Regions from separate parts of the Homo sapiens genome. Here region 1 is linked to region 2. Evidence: chromatin loops called from intact Hi-C (ENCODE). Cell type or tissue: PC-3. All regions are shown on one strand. Each heading gives the region's core, and the rest is flanking DNA. Links, peaks and the distances in the headings are about the cores only.

Region 1 (4,413 bases), core at 247-4,246, 50 kb before region 2:
GCATCATGAGTTTCCTATGTATAGGTTTCCTTTTGGTAGAAATAAAACCAAAGTGATTTATTAAATGAAAAAAATGTTCATTGACAAACTTTTTGCAAATATGCAATATCAAGATTATCATTCACATCATTTACAATTGGTGTCAAATTTTAGAACATGTCATTACAATCTGTAAACACTGTTTTTTTCAAATTTTTAACTTTTGTGTGTGCCCTCAATTTTATCTGCTATTGATATACATTAAATTTCTTTATTGCATGAAAGTAATAAGATAATTAAAAATACCAAGCATATCAGATCAATAAGCAATTTTGGCTGTCCATTTCACTTCCTTAAAAAAAAAACTATGACAAAACTAATTTATCTTTAAGAATCACTTAGAGTTTGTTCCGTATTTCAATCACTCTAAATCCAATATTTTTTTCAATTAAACATCATACTTCTACATGCAATACCACGCACTCATAATTATTTTCCGTATTATCATAAAATTAAAATGTTAACCTTTGCATAACTCACATATAAGCCAACTTATAGTTGAGAGCTGACGAGCTCTTTTTTTTTTTTTAATTTTTTGGCAAGATTTTTTTGTGTGTGTGATGAAACACTGTGACTAAGTGACTATCCCACAGAACATAGATCTACATAAACCTTGCATGTGAAGTCATATTTATTGACAATATTATTTTTTATAGTTGTACACAATTTAGAGCTAGCATTTAGAGCTAGAGTTTATCATATCAATATTATGTTTAAGTTGCTTAAGTTCTAAAATAATTACCTTGTTGGGCTATGAATTTATCAGGTTACAATAAAAAAATACTATGGTAAGTTCATTTTTTCTATTAGTCTTCTCTATCATTAGTTAATTCTTGAATGTGTCAAGGTATAGTGTTGGAGAGCGGTACTTGAGTCAACTACTTTGCTACAGAAACATTTCTAGACAAACCCCTTTGCTACAATCATTCATTAGTTTCTCAGTAATTGTACATGGTGTTTTTATTCTTGGGAAAATGAAGTGCCATGTTATATAAATTCTGCCAAGCACTAATGTTTGTATTCAAAATATTGAACATCTGTTGTCAGCTTTCTATTTTAACACTTTTTCTTTCATATAATTCTGTGGTTTTGAATGCATCTCTTTATGTTGTGTATATAATTGGCCTTAAGTTTGATGCTTTAATCGTTTCAGCAGCCAATTCATCTCCTCAAATAACATACTTTTTAATCATTTCATCACCAATTACAGCTACAAAATGAAATCAATATATGAGAGATAATACTTCCGAGTAAAATTAGTTTGACCTTTTTTTTGGTCTTTGCTTTTTAAAAAAACTTCCATTATCACTATTTAATATACTACTGAAATAAAAGATGTGTCATTTTTTGACAAAAAATGTCCAGTTAATCTTCTTTTACCATATGTAAATTAGCATTAAAATTTTTTAGCCCTTCTTTGAAATAACTTTCATTATTGCAATTTCATATACTACTACTGAACAAAAAAATGTGTCGCAACTTTACAAAAAAATTATTATAAATCTTTACTGTCTCTATATTAGGGTTAAAATTTTGATTACTTAAATAGCTAATAATGGTAAGCTATACATTTAAAATATATCTGATAAAACCTTAAAATTTTCTGTAAAATAAATGAGCACACACATGTTATCATATTTTTATTGAATTACACCTCACAAACCAACTTTAAAACATCATGTCATCCCTTGGTCCTCCTGCGTATAACTAAAATGCAGCTCTTGCCTCTTATGACTCATCAGGCTAGTTGAGCAACACTTGGTCTAGTTTACACCCTGTTTAGTGAGACAAATCCACTGATTGTAAGTGGGATGACATAGAAACGACAATTTGATCAATAGTGTTAAAATGTACACTGCTCAATTTTTGTTCTTATTACAGGCCTGTGACGACCAACTCACAGATAAGTATCAGTCCTCCTATCACATTGAGTAGTGGCGATGCAGCCCCCAGCACCCAGCTGGTAATTTTCACAGATGGAATTCACATCCAAATCTGGCATACTTCAAAGCCCAAGAACTTGCCTCTGCACCATACTACTTCCCGAAGCTATGGGAATACTTACTTTGTACCAAATACATTTTGTACTCAATTGTTCCATTTTCTTCTCTTTCCAGAAAACAAGGCCTTCCCAGTGATTTCAAACTTAAGCTGTTCTACAACAATAACTCTACTTCTTATACTTCTCATACATGATTGGAGGGCAATTAGCAGTGCCTAAAAAAATCCTCAACATTAAAATGTAAGTTTAAGGAAGAGAGTACATTGAAAGAGACAGTCTCTAGGCTGTTTTTTTTTAAACATTTAACTGTAACATAGTTAAAACTATTTCAAATCTAAAGGGACTTTTTTAAATTTATTTTTTATTGTACTTTAAGTTCTAGGATACATGTGCAGAACGTGCAGGTTTGTTACATAGGTATACATGTGCCATGGCGGTTTGCTGCACCCACCAACCTGTCATCTACATTAGGTATTTCTCCTAATGTTATCCCTCCCCTTGACCCCTACCTCTGACAGGCCCTGGTGTGTGATATTCCCCTCCCTGTGCCCATATGTTCTCATTGTTCAACTCCCACCTATGAGTGAGAACATGCGGTGTTTGGTTTTCTGCTCCTGTGTTAGTTTGCTGAGAATGATGATTTCCAGCTTCATCTATGTCCCTGCAAAGGACATGAACTCATTCTTTTTATGGCTGCTTAGTATTCCAAAGACATTTATGTGGCCAACAAACATGAAAAAAAAGCTCATCATCACTGGTCGTTAGAGAAATGCAAATCAAAACCACAATGAGATACCATCTCATACCAGTTAGAATGGCGATCATTAAAAAGTCAAGAAACAACAGATGCTGGAGAGGATGTGGAGAAATAGGAACACTTTTACACTGTTGGTGGGAGTGTAAATTAGTTCAACCATTGTGGAAGACAGTGGGGCAATTCCTCAAGGATCTAGAACTAGAAATACCACTTGACCCAGTCATCCCATTATTAAGTATATACCCAAAGGATTATAAATCATTCTACTATAAAGACACATGCACATGTTTGTTTATTGCAGCACTATTCACAATAGCAAAGACTTGGAACCAACCCAAATGCCCATCAATGTTAGACTGGATAAAGAAAATGTGGCACATATGCACCATGGAATAAAGGGACTATATTTAATTTTACTTTTGAAATGTATTTTTATCCCAATTTCTTTCATTGTCTAGCTAAAAGAGGATTTGAGGTGATAGTGCCTTAAATGGAATGTTTGTTTCTTAGAAAAGCCATTTTATCATTGCAAACAAATACCGTAAATAAGAAAAAAGACAGAGAGAGAAATAGGAAAACTATACTATACTGAGCTTACCAAATAGAGTGTCACCATAAATAATTGCTGAGAATAGCCACTACCAGAAACTTAATTTAAGTATAAAATTATTTTCTCAGATAAAGTATGTGGGCAAAAACAAAACCAGAAAAGTCATAAGAAAGCCCCAATTCTAACAGTGAAAACAATGGATGAACCTGGAGGACACTGTGCTAGACTAATCAGATGGATAGAAAGTAGAATGGTGGTTGCCAGGCCTGGGGTGGGGAAAAGGGAGCAGTTGCTTAATAGGTATAGTTGTTTAATAGGTATAGTTTTATTTTTGCAAGATGAAAACATTCCAGAGATTGGTTACAAAATAATGTGAATATACTTAACACTATGGAACTCTACACCTTTGAAAATGGTTAAGATGGAAAATTTCATGTTGTGTGTATTTTACTACAATTTAAACAAAAATTGTTGTGGTTGCTTCTTCTCATACTCCATTTCATTGGAATTTTCAATAACCTTGAACTCTTAAACCACAATGATCAGTATTGCTATCAGTTCACATAACCTGCCTTCCTGAAATAAAATCTTTATCTATATTTAAAAATGAGGAAACATGTATCAAGTTATATGCAACAGAACCACTGCTCAAATAATATAAATATATTCATTTAAGGAAATAATTTGGGGATGAGTTAATATACTTAAATGGTGTTTGTGAGATATATTTTGACCACTAGTTCCTTTCTGGAACAGCAGAATTTATTGTGAGTAAACTGGGGGATGGGAGGGGAGCATTATGTCTTATTATATGAAATAAAATTAGTATGATATTGTATTGGAGTACAGTTTCATTTAATCGGAAGTTTGTTAAGTCAAGTAGAAGAACAGTGCCAGTAACTTATTACTGGCTTATTCTGTGAGAACTTACTTTCTCAACCTGTTTGAAAGGCACTATAGCAACTAGAAAATAAATTTGCTATTTTACCCTTGTCTCATGGGAGGCCAGGAAAAATCTGCTAAATAAAATACAACTTTCATCACACACTGATGATTCAATGTTTG
Region 2 (4,413 bases), core at 272-4,271:
AGATTCTTTCTGTTTTCCTAAATCCGTGACACCAAATATGTCAACTGTGGCATGAGTAGACAAATCAGAAAAGGAGCAAAACATAAGGGTACAATACTGATAACAAAGTCCCTAAGGAGATAGAAATTTGTTGTTGTTGCTGTTGTTGTTGTTATTGTTGTTTCTGAAACAGAGTCTCACTCTTTCACCCAGGCTGGAGCGCAGACGCATGATCTTGACTCACTGTAGCCTCCGCCTCCAGAGTTTAAGCAATTATCCTGCCTCATCCTCCCTAGTAGCTGAGACTATAGGCATGCACAACCATGCCGGCTAATTTTCGTATTTTTAGTATTTTCGTATTTTAGTAGAGACAGGGTTTTGCCATGTTGGCAGGGCTGGTCTTGAACTCCTGGCCTCGAGTGATCCACCCGCCTCAGCCTCCCAAAGTGCTGGGATTACAGCTGTGAGCCACCACACCTGGCTGAGAAATTTGTTTTGAATGTTAAATTCTGAGTATAGTTTGGGTTACAAAATTAGTATCAGTTTTCTTCTCTCTCTCCTTCTGGAATTCCAGTCAGCATGGGCAGCACTATGTTTAGATTGAATCAGATATGTACTCAAGATCTCAAAACACTTCGTAAAAAGTCACAAATTGAGAAGGTGGGGACAAATACCTAAAGTTGAAATTCGTCTCCAGTCAATGTCAATACATTAATTTAAAATATGCCTGAATATAGTTTTGAAAATTTAGTCTTTCTACATAGTAGTTCAATTCACATATTCACCATTAAATCCTGTAAGGCTAATTTTCAATAGTTACATAACCAACTGCATAGACCAAGAAAGTAGTGTGTCTGGGTCTCCTCTGTTAGACGTGAAGCTTCCTCTAAACTCCACCCTACAAGATAAGGAATCTTGCATGCTGTCAGTTAAACTCAAATGCTAGGATTATACCTCTAAAGATTATAACCAAAGATTGTTCTGTAACCATTAGATTTCCATATACATAACCCCATAAGAAGGACCTACTAGATGGAAATAATCTTCTATTACAAAGTTTATTTCAGAATAAGGCTATGCAGAAGAACTGCATTGTTCAAATCTCTCTTATTCATTAATGAATGTGATATGAAATGTAAGCTCATCTTGGACTCTTAATAGATTCTGTACAAATAAAATTAACAATTAACTTAGTATTGTCTTGTTATCTGGTGACTAAAGGGAATCAGGTTAAGGGTCTCTAATCATCCAAATTTATAGTAAAGGCTTTCATACCAAAGTCATGCCTGCTAGACACTCTCTGATATGGTAGTACTAATTTGTAACAGTGGTTAAGCATAGGAAGTCTAGAAACAATAACCAAATTCAAATTCTAACTGTATCATTTGCCAGCTATATGGCTATAACCCAGTTACTTAACTTCTCTGTGCCTCGCTTTCCCCATCTATAAAATGAAGATAATAATAATAATAAAATACACATCTTCTAGGATTGTTGAGGGGACTAATTAGTTAAATGTAAGCAAAGAAGAGTAGCTAGTTCAGGGTCACAATATGAAAATCTTCCCTATGATGGGAAAGGCAATTTAGAATAACTGTTATAAACACAGACACTGGAACCAAAATGCCTGGATTCAAATCCTGGTTCTTTATGTACCAGCTATAATACTGTAACCTTGGAAACATTTAATTAATGTCTGTCTGCTTCAATTTACTTACCTGCAAAGTTTGAAAAATAATAGTAACTAACTCATGTAGGGCTTTGTGGAAAGTCAATAGTAACTACTCATGTAGGGCCTTGTGGAAAGTCAATAAGAGGTTTATGTATAACGGTAAGTTGTTATACATAAACCTTGCTGGAAGACACCTAGCAAAGATAAAGTGGTGTGTAAATGTCTGACATCATATTTTTACTACTGGGATAAAGATTCCAAAATTGCTTTGATAACTTCATATACTGAATATTCAGGAATGTGAAGACCTTGTAATCTAGAGGGTAAAGCATAAATGTCCAAGTTATGGTTTCACTAAGTACGTTCTCTTGTAATCATACAACAATGATTTTATACTAACAACGTGAGTTGCTATAATTGCAGAAATGCATGTTGGTCAAGATACCAAACTTATAAGTGTTAAATACAAATATATCTGATCTGCTATAAAAATTGTCATGAGAAGAGAGGAGAAGGAAGTAGCTGTTTTCACAGGAACTGACCTATCTTCCATACTGGGATATCTGCTTTTATCTAGGGTAATGATCAACAACTACATTTTTACAAAAAGAAAGTAAGATCAGGGTTTGTATGAAAGTCAATATGCTGTTTGTGATCGTGTACTCTAGTTTTGCAAGTGTTAGCACTGAGGGAAACTGGATAATGGGTTCACGGATGTCACTGTATTATTCCTCACAAGTTCATGTAATCCTACAATTCTCTAAATGAAATTTTCAACTCAAAATGTGAACTTTTCCCAAAAATGGAGTCTTGCATGTCCTACCCTTCACCACAATACATCAGAAAAATGTGAATGACACAGAGAATGCAAAAATCAATCAAAAATGATGGAGAGTCTAGAGGAAAAACTATTACATAGCTATTTTAAAATACAGTGTATTCATAGAAAATGTGAGGTATCTTAAAGACAACAGATCAAGAAACACTCCTATTGAAAAGACAGTTTGTTACTCACAGTTCCCAGGAGGACATGGCATGTCACCAAGGTGGGGGAGTGGGAGGGAGTATAGGGCACATGGGAAGCACAAAAGCCAGTCAGGAGAAGGTAGAAGGAGAGCAAGTAACTATGAGCAAGAGCCTGTTTTGTGGTTTCTGCGAGAAGAAACTGGAGAGGCAGAGGAAGCAGGTTTAGGAATGGCTAGCTGGAATAATTTCAACAGGCTCTAGGGCATGGTGGCTGTCCTTAGTTGCCTGGTACCCAACCTTGGGGTAATCAGGGCAGGAAGATAGTGGCCCAGTGAGATCTAGATAAATTAAGTGGTTGGTGTATAGGTTCTGGATTACTTGGCTTATATTTGAAAAAGGCACCCCTAGGAGGAGGACTCCATTAAGTGGGGTCAGAGGGGAGGGGTGATGAGGTGGAAAGAGGCCAAGGGTAGGTGACTCAGATGTAGCAACAAGTTGTTCATAACAAGGAATGTCCAGCATGTGCATGCAGGGCAGATAGTAAAGCATCAAGTTTGCAGAAGCATGAAACATGGTTAATGCAACGTCTAAGTATAGACGCATATGCTTTCCTGGATGCATAAGTAATGCAGGCAGCCAGCATGTGCCAAACATATTAGAAGGAGACAGACCCTTTTAAAATGAATTGGTAATAGCTGAATTTCAAGTAGGGATCTGGGGCATTTGCAGAGGCAGCAGTTAAGTACTTTTTACTAATAGTTACATAGCACTCAGGTGAATACATTCATTTACACGAATTTGTCCAGGTAATTAGTTTTGTCAATTAATAACGTGTGGTATATTTTCACCACTTTTAAATTGGTATTCTTTAAAACATCTGATTTATAGAATAAATTTATATAACATTATATTAAGAAGTTTAATGAACCTAAAAAATTATTAATACAGATATTAAATGTTGTGGGTATAGAATACATAGTGGCACAGAAGCCTGAGCTGCATAATCCATTAGCTTCACCCAAACACAGATGCTTCCTTCCTTTGGGAGCTTCCAAGCATCTTTTAGATGTGCTCATTTTTCCATACAACCTTCAAGTTTTCCCAGAATGCCATGCATAGGCTAATTTCCATCTTCTCCCAGACTCACACAAAATCTCATTAGTGTCAGAAGCTTGTTCCTTCCCCTAGGCTGATCCCCAAGAAAAGCATATATTTGGTCTTGGTGATGGGAAGAAAAAAATCCTCTCAACCTCATCAAGTCATATGCTCCTTCTTCTTAAAGTCCCATAGGCCACCCTCAGTTTCACAGGAAGACTTTTTGATTTTTCAACCTCTTCTCCACCTGAGGCAAACACATTATTTATACCTATATAAAATGCTAGTAGGAAAAAGGATTTTTATTCATTTGCTGATAATCACTATTTTTTTGTACTCTCCTTTAAAGTATACCCAGCTCTTATTTTTTGTTTGTTTGGGTTTAATCATGTGGTCTTAATGTTAAATCATTACTTTCCCATTAAACTGTCTTTGCATTCCTTAGACAAAGTCCCAACCTGCTAGTCCTTGTTCTGCATGATAGGAATAGAAACACTGATACTTGCACATTATAGAGGTTTTGTGAAGACTATAAGATATAATAGAGGCAAGTCACTAAACATAGTATCTGATAAATACTAAGCACTAAAATTTAGTTATTATGGATATGATTATCTAAAAACTCTAGATAAATTATATATGGTGCTTGGTTATTTTGTTTCTGTTTCAAAGTTACTGTGACATTAGTGATATAAAATAAA

The links. Hi-C counts contacts between places; a loop is a spot of excess contacts. Peaks named below come from ENCODE experiments on the same cell type or tissue, not always from the same donor. Only the 100,000 strongest peaks of a DNase experiment are listed, where the experiment ranks them.
Region 1: a loop joins it to region 2, with 3 times the contacts of the local background. A loop is called at or near these places in 1 of 110 quality-filtered maps.

The regions. Positions count from the first base shown.
Region 1 is chr10:64,757,942-64,762,354 of GRCh38, reverse strand. The region is part of intron 2 of LOC107984239 (a long non-coding RNA gene); the gene reads right to left. Among named protein-coding and RNA genes, the nearest start is that of LINC02671, 160 kb to the left of the region's middle. In PC-3, for the core only: no CTCF peak of the experiment used is centred there; a DNase peak (open chromatin) is centred at 1,784.
Region 2 is chr10:64,707,845-64,712,257 of GRCh38, reverse strand. No RefSeq gene overlaps it. Among named protein-coding and RNA genes, the nearest start is that of LINC02671, 210 kb to the left of the region's middle. In PC-3, for the core only: no CTCF peak of the experiment used is centred there; DNase peaks (open chromatin) are centred at 2,747 and 3,117.